Regions from separate parts of the Homo sapiens genome. Here region 1 is linked to region 2. The links are chromatin contacts, found by Hi-C in ENCODE. All regions are on one chromosome and are shown on one strand. Each heading gives the region's core, a stretch centred on a gene start or an enhancer-like site at or near the end of the contact. The rest is flanking DNA. Distances are from core to core; before and after follow the strand shown.

The links. A loop is a pair of places that touch in the nucleus more often than their neighbours do. Pooled maps may share reads with other maps.
Region 1: a loop to region 2 is called in a map of IMR-90, with 5 times the contacts of the local background. The contact joins two enhancer-like sites. A Hi-C loop is called at or near these places in 3 of 168 maps with a recorded cell type or tissue (IMR-90, chondrocyte and ovary) and 2 of 50 pooled maps.

The regions. Positions count from the first base shown.
Region 1 is chr16:29,154,410-29,160,112 of GRCh38, forward strand. No RefSeq gene overlaps it. Among named protein-coding and RNA genes, the nearest start is that of LAT, 170 kb to the left of the region's middle. RefSeq lists an enhancer at 656-1,855 and a silencer at 2,179-2,473. Within about 2 kb of position 2,787, at least 15 of the 41 ENCODE cell types and tissues checked have a DNase peak (open chromatin) inside an H3K27ac peak, as active enhancers do; they include IMR-90, where a contact is called at or near this core.
Region 2 is chr16:29,197,552-29,203,814 of GRCh38, forward strand. No RefSeq gene overlaps it. Among named protein-coding and RNA genes, the nearest start is that of NPIPB11, 210 kb to the right of the region's middle. RefSeq lists an enhancer at 912-1,412 and a silencer at 5,057-5,351. Within about 2 kb of position 2,285, at least 11 of the 41 ENCODE cell types and tissues checked have a DNase peak (open chromatin) inside an H3K27ac peak, as active enhancers do; they include IMR-90, where a contact is called at or near this core.

The sequences.
Region 1 (5,703 bases), core at 1,537-4,036, 43 kb before region 2:
ACCAGCGATGTCGTGGGGTAGACACAGGTCCTGGACCTCCAGAACCGGCGATATCGTGGTGTAGGCACAGGGCCTGGACCTCCATTGCTGGCAGGAATGCAAATGGCATGGCCACTCTAAACACCAGCTTGACAGTTTCACCCAAAAGTAAACACCCGACTAATGTACAACCCCACAATGACACTCTTGGGGTGTTTATTCCAAAGAAATGAAGACGTATCTTCATGCCAAAAACTGTGCAGCTGCATTTGTAACAGGCAGAACGTAGAGACAACCCGAGCGTCCTTCAGTGGACACACGAACGGCCGCACCGCGGAACGCTACTCAGCCATGAAAACAAACAGACCAGCTGCACACAGCAACTTGGACCATCTCCAGAGAATTCTGCCGAGTGGGAAAAGCTGACCTCAAAAAGCCTGTACATGCCATGACGCTGTTTATGGAACTGGCATCATCAAACCAGAGACCGAGAACAGGTTGGTGGTTTGCCAGGGCTGGGGATGGTGGGTGGGGGGAGTAGGGGCCGCAGGGGGGCAGCTGGAGGCAGCCTGTGATGAGGGGAACAGTTAGTGCTTTGGTGGTGGTGGCAGTTACACGAATCTACACGTGTGATAAAATGGCCTTGCCTGAAGTGAGTGCACGCGCGCGCACACACACACACACACACCAGGGCATGCAGAGCTACGAGAGTCTGAACGGGCCCTGTGGGTCATGCCAGGCTGATGGCTTGGCGTGCTGCTGTGTTGGCACGCCTGATGCTCTGAAGGGTGTGGCTGGGTGGGAGTGAGAGTCAGGGATGCGTGAGGGCCGGGGATATGTGAGAGCTGGGGACGTGTGAGAACTGGGGGCATGTGAGGGCCGGGGATGTGTGAGAGCTGGGGGTGTGTGAGGGCCGGGGACACGTGAGAGCTGGGGTCATGTGAGAGCCGGGGACGTGTGAGAGCCGGGGGCATGTGAGGGCTGGGGATGCGTGAGAGCCAGGACAGATGCGTGTGGCTCTCTCTGCCTTTCTCTGCAATTTCCTGTGCATCTATAATTATTTCAAAAATAAAAGTTTTTTTACAAAAAGAAAAAAATGAAGACAAAATCACCGCAAATTCCTGTTTTGTCCCTTTGATCTTTTTTTACTTGGAGAGATGATTCAGGTCTCTGAATACTCAGCCACTGACTGCCTAGAAGACCCTGGGGAGGGCTGGGCCTCTGAGGCTCAGGCCAGTTTATACCTGTGGAAGTGCCACGTGTCTTCATGGACCGTGGAAGTGCCACATGCCTTCACCGACCGTGGAGGTGCCATGTGCCTTCAGGGACCGTGGAGGTGCCACGTGCCTTCGGGGACCGTGGAGGTGCCACGTGTCTTCACGGACCGTGGAAAGTGCCACGTGTCTTCACGGACTGTGGAAGTGCCACGTGTCTTCATGGACTGTGGAAGTGCCACGTGTCTTCATGGACTGTGGAAGTGCCACGTGTCTTCAGGGACCGTGGAAGAGGGGCTTTTCCTGGGCTTGATGCTGCTGCACTGTTGCTGGGACCCAGCTTCTTGGAGCCCCGGTCGTGTGCGAGTGACCTGGGAGGTGGACCTGTCGGAGTGACTGTGAGGGAAGCTGTGTGAAGGTGGGAGGCCGCCGTATCGTCAGAGGCAGCTATGGCAAAGGGAGGCTCCGCACACAGCGCCCATCAGCAGAGCAGGAGGAGGAGCACGAGGGGAGGCGCCATACTGTGATTTTACTTCTTTGTTTTTTTGAGACGGAGTCTCGCTCTGTCGCCCAGGTTGGAGTGCAGTGGCGCAATCTCAGCTCACTGCAACCTCCGCCTCCCAGATTCACACCATTCCCCTGACTCAGCCTCCCCAGTAGCTGGGACTACAGGCTCCCACCACCACACCTGGCTAATTTTTGTATTTTTAGTAGAGACGGGGTTTTGCCATGTTGGCCAGGCTGCTCTCAAACTCCTGACCTCAGGTGATCTGCCCGTCTCAGCCTCCCAAAGTGCTGGGATTACCCAGGCATGAACCACCGCACCCGGCTCCTATCTTTTCATTGAAATCTTGCCTCGCAGCTTTTAAAGACTGTACATTTCTTCTAAGTTCTTTTTAGAATTCTTCGCAGTGTTTTGGTGGAGCCTTTTGAGTTTCTTCACGGGCTCTCCACAGCCCCACCCTGAGGACGGGAGCCCTTTGGATGGGGCCGGTGTCAGCAAAGGAAGCACAAGAGTCTCAGCTGCTCGACCTGGTCCTGCCCGCCGTGGTCCCAGAGAACCATGGGAGCAACATCTACCATTTGGGCTGACTCTCTGCTTTCTGTGTCAGCTCACCTGTCACCTCCACCTCTGCAGAGGGAGGGTGATGGCGCGCAGGGGTCAGGCACGCCCCGGGTGCTCCTGGAGTCTCATCTTCCTCTTTTCTTCCCTTCAGAGTGTGCTGATCCAGGCTCAGATTCCCGACTCTATGGCTTCCTTAGCAGAGGGGCCCTGGTGTCAAAGGACTGCTTTTAAAAGAAGATACAATTCTGACTCAAAAATACAGAATACATACATGTCAAAGACTTTATTTAACTCATTAACTAATGCAGGCACCAGTAAGATGTTTCCGGCATTTGGGAGAGAATTCAGAGAACCACACGGATAAGCAATAGGGAATGCTGAGATGAGTTTACAAATAGATGTGGAGATGCTTTATCCCCAGGTGGTCCTCGGCTGCATTCCACGGAGATGCAGTTCACTTGTGTTTCCACTGCTCTCACTTTTCTAGGATTTACAAAGTTGCAAAATAGCCCCAAGACAATGAGAGGCAGGGCCTAGGCAGGAACTGAGTCACTGTTTGTTTTTGCTCGTTTCAAAGTCTTTTGCAAGTTTCCCTGACAACTCGTAACTCTTGGGCTTGTTTTGCCATCTGTGGAATGAAAATAACGTTTGTCCTGTCCTTGAGGAGTTGTGAGCTTGAAAAGAAAGTAAGTGAAGAAATGTCTTCTAGAGGCTTCTTTGTATCAGCCGAGGCGGTCTCACGGTTAGCTCTGGGCCCCCTGAGAACCGGGTCTGAAATTCACTATTTCATGGTCTCCTACAGGTTTATCTCCCTCCCTCGCTTCATCTCCGCACTCTTCCTTAAAGCCACATGCCTCAGTGCAGAAGCCTGGCCATCCGCAGCCTGTGGTGCACCTTCGGGGCCCATCTGTGCTGGGTGTTTTTCATTATTAAGTGACCCTGATGAGAATAACCTTGCACGGCTGGGAGCAACTCAGCATTCTTCTTGGTCACCAATTTTCCTTCCAAGCCAATTGCTCAAAGCAACCAAATACCAAAGTTTTCATCAGAATGCCTCGCTCCACGTGCACTGATGAACAACACCTGCTCCTGGGTCACGGGGCCGGCAGCCTGGATGTGTTTTACACAGAGGGTGGGGTGGAGACACAGGTGCGGGAAACTGTCCCCCACCGGGTCCAGCCGTTTGGGTGGATGCTGGCCGGCCCAGCTCTGGATGTGTGGGACTGGGCTGTTCCCAGGTGGCTGCCTCTCCTGGTTCTCCTCTGGGAAGTCAACGGCTGACTGATAAGGTTTTGCCCAGCTCCCTGAAGCCTGGTCTTGGTTAACTGGGAGCGTGTCGTAGGGAGTGGGGTTAGGGAAGAGATGGGGACATCTGGTTTTTGTCCTGCCCACTGTTTGGGACAGGATGGTTCAGTCAGACCACATTTGCAAAGCGAGAGCCGTCTGTGGAGTCCCGGCCCGTGGGGTCCTGGTGTTGGGTCTGTCTGCTGCCGCCGTGCGCGCTGTGAGGAGAGCACTCTCTTCTGAGGAGAATGGGATGGGGAACCACACACAACCAAGAGGCCCCCAAGTCCGCCTGGGAGGGTGGAGGCTGCACCGGGGAGAGTGTGCTGGGCCAGGGTGGGTGAACGTGTCCTGTGGAGGGGGAGGCATCGCCCCTGAGCCATTCTCCAGCTTCCCTGCTTCCAGGGAGTGCAGAACTGCCCCGTGGTTGCTGAGGAGGAGAGCAATCTTCAGGGGCAGCCCTGGGCCCAGGGGAGCCACTGCCTGCCTCAGCAGAGCCTCGTGACACTTGCTTTCTCTGGGGTCCGTGCAGGAGGCCCAGGCCCCCGCCTTCTGCTGCATGTGTGTGTTACAGAAATGGCAGATGATAAACTGATTCCTCTATCGGAGCTTGGTGCTCATTTCCCGGAGTGATGTCATCGGGCCGGCGGGACGCATTAGCCAGAGGGCTGGGAAACAGCGGAGATGGCGCGCCCCACCTGGGAGAACACAGGCAGCTGGAGGACGTCGGCGGTGTTACTGTCACGGTCACCTGGACTGGGCGGTTGCAGGCGGCCGGATGCTGGACCCGCAGCGTGAGCTCCACGGCCGCAGCAGGGAGGCGAGAGCCCTCAACCAGGGACGGAGCCGCCCTGTCCACGGAGCCTCCAGACCCACCAGAACGCCTGGGTCACCGCGGCTCCCGGGCGGGCCTCACTGCGCTGGGACACGTCAGGACACGTGGCAGCTCCCAGCGCGGTGGAAGGCCTGAGCCCTGGGAACACTGGCTGGAAAATGGAACTCGGAGGACAGAGCTTGTCGACGGCGTCTCGTATGAATCCTGGAGGAGACGCCCGTGTCGAGGGCAATTAGAATCCAGGCGTGAGCCCCGGCTGGCTGCGTCCACTGGAGCCGCCTGACCTCACCCGAGGGTGGGAGGCCGTGTGGTTTCTTGGTTCTCAGCCATGCAAACTTTCTTGGCCGCAGGCGTTGGGTGAGGTTCTAGAAAGACCTCACCATCAGTGTGGGGTGTTTTGCACCCTCTCCTTCACTGGGGTGGCACGAGGCACCCGCTATGTACCGTGCACAGTGGGGTGGGGGGGTGGTGGGCGCTGCATGAGGTACCCGCTGTGCACCATGCATGGTGGGATGGGGGGGTCGGGAGGGGGCACTGCATGAGGCACCCGCTATGTACCATGCATGGTGGGGTGGGGGGTTGGGGGGGGCGCTGCAGTTGGCACCGGCTGTGTACCATGAACGGTGGGGTTGGTGGGGGTCGGGGGGGTGGGGGCGCTGTACTTGGTGCTCTCCTTACACTGACTTTGGTCCTTGTCCAAACCCTCCGAGGAGTTCACCCTATTATTAAAACTCGAAACAAAAACCAACCAAACATAAAAACATACTCAGAGAGTTAAAGAGAGAAACTAAGCCGCTGTCGCCAGCGCCGTGTCATGAGCCGAACATTTCAGTATCGATTCTGGCCATCGGAGGGGCTGGCTCAGTGAACTTCCAAAAAGAATTGTTCGCAAAGAAACAAAACTGACCTTGAAGAGAGCTCAGCCTTGGCCAGATGGGCCCTTGAAGTCTGGCTGTCACGTCACAACCCCGGCTCACAGGCTGAAATCCGGCCCTGGGCCGCTGTGAGAGTTGAGTAGGCAAAATTCCATACATATTTAAGCTTATCTATAATTTATTCCAATGACCTAAGGAATCATATATCATTTTGTCTGTTGTTCAGTAACTTTTAATCCCTGCCTTCCTAATCCTAAATTGGCCAGGCGGTTGCAGGCCGCACTGCAGAGTTCTCATGTAACTGTGCAAATACTCGCCCACTAGGTCCTGGGTTTGCTGAAGTTTACTGTTTATGATTAGGAATTTATTTGTCAAAATATGCTTCTTTTTTACTCACTGGCCACTAGAACAGAGGCTCGTGGTAACGCGTACAGAGATGGTACATCCCTG
Region 2 (6,263 bases), core at 1,035-3,534:
GAATGGGTGGGTGGATGTATGACGGATGCGTGAGTGAATGGGTGGGTGGATGTATGATGGATGGGTGAGTGAATGGATGGGTGGATAGATGCATGAGAGGATGGGTAAGTGGATGAATGGATGGGTGGATAGATGCATGAAAGGGTGGGTAAGTTGATGAGTGGATGGGTGGCTGGATGCAGGGATGGTAGAGGTACAGACGGATGAGTGGATGGATAGGTAGGTAAGTGGATGAATGGATGGGTAGATGAATGGAGGGATGGATGGATGGATGAGTGGGTGGATGGATGAATGGCTGGGTGGGTGGCTGGATGAGCGGGGTAAGTGGATGAATGGTTGGGTAGATGGGTGGGTGGATATGTGGATGGGTAGATGGATGAATGGATGGATGGATGAATGGATAAGTGGGTGGATGGATGAATGGATGGGTTGGTGGGTGGGTGGATGAACGGGGTAAGTGGGTGAATAGTTGGGTAGATGGATGGGTAGATGGATGAATGGATGGGTACATAGATGAATGGATGGATGGATGAGTGGGTGGATGGATGAATGGATGGGTGGGTGAGTGGATGGGTGGGATAAGTGGATGAATAGTTGGGTAGATAGGTGGGCAGATATGTCGATGGGTAGATGGATGAATGGATGGGTGGATGGATGCAGGGATGATAGATATACAGATGGATGGGTGGATGTATAAATGGGTAAGTGGACGAATGGATGGGTGGACGGATGCAGGAATGGTAGATGTACAGATGGATGGGTGGATGGATAGGTAGGTAAGTGGATGAATGGATGCGTGGATGGATGGATAGATGGGTGGCCAGATGCATGAATGAGTAGATGGATGTTTGGATGGGCAGATGAATGTGTGGGTGGATGGACAGATGGGGTGGGTATGTTGCCTGAACCTCGTTGTTGATGAGGGCACTGTTGATACTCTGAGTTTTTTCCCTTTCTGTGTTTGGTGTGGATTCTGGTTCATGACAGCACAATGCCTTCACTGGCCAGATGATTTCACAGTGCTTTATGGCTCTGCCAGTGGGGATCACAGGGCCTGGCCATCAGGGCAGTGGTGAGAAAGCAGGATGAGGTCAGAATAAAGCCCTTAAATCTTCACAGGGAAGCAGCTGGGCCTTGGGTTTCTGGGTGGTGGGTCTGCAGTATCCCCTGTGACTGAAGAGTGCATGAGTCCATTGGAGGCAGGACCAGCACGGGACACTTCCCGTGGGGTTGGATCACAGTCTACACTGAGCGTGCTTTCCAGATCGGCTCAGGGCCAGGCGGCAGGTGGTGTGCCCCGCCATGCTATGGTGCCGAGGGAAGGCAGGGCCATCGTGGGCTCGTGTGTCTTTTATCCCCCTGCAGGTGGTGTGCCCCGCCATGCCGATGATCCTGAGGGAGGGGAGGGCCATTGTGGGCGAGTGTGCCTTTCATCCCCTTCGTGGCTTTCAGTTGTGCTCAAACCAGAGTGGCCTCAGCCCGAAGGTAGAGGCAGCAGGGCTCCTGTGTGTGGGCTCAGGGCACCCAGCAGGGCCTGTCTGGCATCATGTGCATTTCACTGGAGTCATCTCCCCAAAAGGCTGCCTGTCACCTCCCCATGGAGAAGCACGTGCTGCCTGCCCTGGCTCCCAATGCCCAGCTCACACCACCCTGGGTAGCTGAGGCTTCTCTGGTGCCTCCCAGTCCCTGTGCCTTCAACCTGGTGTCCCCGATGGCTGTGAAAGGCCATTGAGGGAGGACATTGCTGCGGGGTCTGCTGCTCTCTCCTAGGCACCATTTCAGGAGGGCTCACTTGGGCTCAACTCCCAGAAACTGGGAATGCAGGGCTCTGCTGTCTGAGGCCTTGCTCAGCCTCTGGGCTCCTGGATTCTCGGACGTGAAGCAGCTGGCGAGAATCTCTGGGGACTGCTCGCCCCTCTCTGCAGGCCAGGGCTTCAGCACGCCAACTTTTTTCCAATTTTTAAATCGTGGTAACATAACATAAGACGTACTATCTTAACCACTTTTAAGGTACAGTTTGGTGGGACTCAGTACTTTCTTTATGCTGTGCAACCCTCACCAGCATCCATCTCCAGAACTTATTTGATTCCAAACTGAAACTGTGTCCCCACTACACCCCGACTCCCCGCTTTCCCTGCCCCAGCCCGGCCCCGCCGCCTCCTTTCTGCCTCTGAGTCTGATGCCTCCAGGAACCTCGCGTAAGTGGGATCCTGCGGCATTTGTCTTTTGGTGCCTGGCTTATTTCAGTCAGCACAAAGCCCTCGAGACTCATCCACATGGGGTGTGTCAGAATCTCCTTCCCTTTTAAGGCTGAGTGGTGTTTTTAAACTTTTAAAACCTTGCACAACCCCAGAAGCGGGCACTATTGTCACGCACCCAGGGGCCACTGAGGCCCACGCCAGTGAGGAGGCCGACCCTTGTCCCACGGTCACTGCGTGTGGAGTGAGATTCATGACAGACAGGCTGGCCCAGAGCCTGCGTTCATTCTCTTTTCCAGCATTTTCTTGTGAAGAAGTTCAAACATACAGTAAAGTTGAAATAATTTTGCAGTCAACACCCACACACCCACCACCTAAATTCCATTAACAGTGAACTACACTCACTTTGATCAAATCTCCATTCCTCCCTCCCTCCCTCTTTCCCTCCCTCCATCCATGTTATTTTTGGATCCATTTCAGAAAACAACTGTGGACGCAAGCATGATTCACTCTAAATGGTTTTAGCTCAATTTCATTAGCTAGAGTGCAATCGTTGTTTACGTTTTAAGTGAAATTTCCATGCGGTGAAATGCACAAGTCTTAGATGTACGGTTCGCTGTTTTGGCAAATGTGAGCGCCCCTCAGCACCCTCCCTGATCAAGACATGGAAACCCCAGGAAGTTCCTTCCCCGCTCTTCCCAGCCATCCGTGTCCCTCCTCCACCCCTTGAGGCAACCATTGTCCTGACTGTTTCATCAAAAATAGTTTTTTTAGTCCCAGAACTTCATATAAGCCAGAGTCAGCATTGGAAACCGCCCATCGATAGCACCACTGGGTGAGGCGTTTTTCAAGGGCTGGGTTTCAGAACCGATATGCCTTTCCTACTCCATGGATCAGGGCCCTCCAGAGATTCAGAATCATAAACACACACACACACACACACACACACACACACGCTACATATAAATGTATATAAAATATGTAAATATATAAAAATGTTATATCTAAATCCACCACATTGATAACAGATAGCATTATATCTGTAAAATCATTTCTATGTGTGTGATTTTTAGGAGTTTTCTCTTGCAACTGTAGGGGCTGGCGAGCTCACGGTGTGCGGGTGCTGGCAGGCAGGACTCTCGGGCAGAATCCATGCTGTGGTCTTCCGGTGCAATTCCCTCTTCTCTGGAAAACTGCAGGCTTATTCTTTTTTTTTTTTTGAGAGGGAAATCCCATCTGTCCTCCAGGCTGGAGTGCAGTGGTGTGATCTTGGCTCACTGTAACCTCCGCCTCCCGGGTTCAAGCGATTCTCCTGCCTCAGCCTCCCAAGTAGCTGGGATTACAAGCACCCGCCACCATGCCCGGCTAATTTTTGTATTTTTAGTAGAGATGGGGTTTCACCATGTTGGCCAGAATGGTCTTGAACTCCTGACCTCAGGTGATCCTCCCGCCTCGGCCTCTCAAAGTGCTGGGATTACAGGCGTGAGCCACCATGCCCAGCTTGCAGGTTTGTTCTTCAGGCCTGCCATTGACCAGACGGGTCCCTGCATTGCAAGAAGAATCTCCTTGACTCCGGCAGCTGGTTGCTGACACCGACCACGTCCACCTGGCACCTGCACTGCAGTGTCCAGGCTGCTGCTTGACCGCCACTGCCCCCAGCCAGCTGAGCAACACATTAGATTTCCCTCCTGCACTGGACGCCTGCAAGTTGCCACCTCCTGCCCTGGCCCTGGTTAGGAATGTGGTAGGGAGGTTTCCAAGGTTGGGGGCAGGACCCAGAGACCCAGCCCCGGAGGAAGTCCTGATTCCATCTCAGGAGCCACTCTGCTGCGTTTCCTCATCTCTCTGGTCATGGGGGCGCCCATCCCGGGCAGAGCTGCAAATGGGGGGTGGGTGTGGCCACCAAGCCCCCTCCCCTGGTTGCCGGAAGAGCAGCTGTTGTGTAACAGAGGGATTCTCTGCACCGCTCCCCAGGACAGACCACTCCTTACAGCGGATGATCTGATTAGGTTTTAATGAGAATAATGTTGGCTTCGAGGAAGGAAGAATCCAGCAGTGTTTTGATGTCAGCCAGGCGTCTTGAACACTGCCCCCCCGCCAAACATTTGGAATCTGGCACGACCTGTCATGCAGTTTGGCGGGCGGGTCCCCCTCCACCCGCTTCGCGATGAACCCCATGTGCGTTTCCAGGGAGACGTGAGCCATGTGTCCCTTATTCACTTACACTTCGTTCATCAAAACACAGTTTTGTAAGAGCTAATTGGCACCGGGGTAGCCTTTCAAATCTTCTTTATAAGCCTCTTACCATCTCTCTGGTTTTGAGCCAAGTGTTAACAGAACCTCAACTTCAAAAGACTGAAGTTTGGTCTGAAACTCAGAGTGTGGGTGTCTGAGGGGTACTGAACTTGGCCGAACATTTTCTACTGATTTTAGGCTGAGCAGAGCCAGGCTGTTGGGAAAGATGCTGGAATCCAGGCAAAGTGAACTGGTTTTTTTCCCCACATATTTTCTAGGCTGACAACGGCCTTGAGCTGGGAATTTCATGGCCTCCCTGTCACCTGCCCGCTGTGGGCCTGGGCTGGCTCATGATCTACTGATTTTAGGCTGAGCAGAGCCAGGCTGTTGGGAAAGATGCTGGAATCCAGGCAAAGTGAACTGGTTTTTTTCCCCACATATTTTCTAGGCTGACAACGGCCTTGAGCTGGGAATTCCGTGGCCTCCCTGTCACCTGCCCGCTGTGGGCCTGGGCTGGCTCATGAGTGATTGTGACCTTGTGTCGGGTCGCTCATGTGTGATTGTGATCTTGTGTGGGGTTGCTGGTGTGTGATTGTGACCTTGTGCAGGTTCCAGAGGGGTCCAGGTAACTTCTTTCTTTTTAATAGTCCCTTTTCTCTTGCCAAAGAATGGGGCTTAGATAAGTCATTTTGTCCCCATCTCCTCTCCAGAACAGTTTGTTTATCTGTCCATTCATCCACCGGCTTCTTTAATCATTTGTATTGCACACCTGCCGTTTGGCAAGCACTGGGACGAGGGCTGGGCTTTGAGGATTAGCAAATGGCACCACGGGAGGCCTTCTGCAGAGCAAACTGGGAGCTGACAGCTAAGTAGAAAAATAAGACTCTGAGGCTGGGCTTTGTGGTGGCTGTGCCTGTAATCCCAGAGCTTTCGGAAGCCAAGGCGTGAGGATCGCTTGAGCCTAGGAGTTTGAGACCAGCCTGGACAACATCGTGAGACCCCGCCTCTACAAAAAATAAGAATTAGAATCTGAAAGGGCAGGAGGGGGGCCTCCTCGTGTGTGGTAGGGAGGACGCCATCTGGAAGGATGTGGGGAGGAGGACAGGACGAACATTCACGTTGGGGGACAGAGTGTTAGGGTCCCTGGGACACCAGGGGACAGGCCGGAAGTGTGTGCAGCTGTGGGTGGGAGGGTCGGCTGTGAAGAGGGTGGGGTTGAGGACAGGGCCCAGCTCACGCATGACTGCCATGAGGCAGAGGGATGAGGTGACGTTGGTACAGGAGGATGTACCTGTTGTTGCTGAAGTCAGGTTTGCTGGGATGTAATCTATGTCAGTAAAATCCACACTTTCAATTCCTGCTCTCTGAGTTTCGGCGAATGTGTACGGTTGTGTGAACAACATGGAAACGGAGGTGCAGGATGCTCTGTCACTCCCCCAGACTCCCTTGTGCCCTGGGAGTCAGCCCCTCCCCTGCGCCAGCCCCTGGCAGCCCCCCTCTGATTTCTGTCCTGGAGGTGATTTTGCATGTTCCAGAACGTCATCGAGGTGGAGTTCTCCAGTACGCAACCTTTCACCTACCAGAGTGCGTTTGGCGATCCAGGTTGCAGCCTGTCTCCATCCTTCTTAGTCCTAAGCTGAGTCCGGGGTTTAGAGGCACCAGCTGTGGTGGTCCATCCACCTGCCGAAGGACGTTTGGGCCGATTCCGGGTCTGCCAACTGGACACAGAGCTGCTGTGAGCCTTTGTGCCCAGGTCGGCCTTTGTGCTCACATTGGCCGTCTGCCCCTCAGTCCCAGCACCCAGCCAGTGCTCCAGGAATGTTTGTAAGG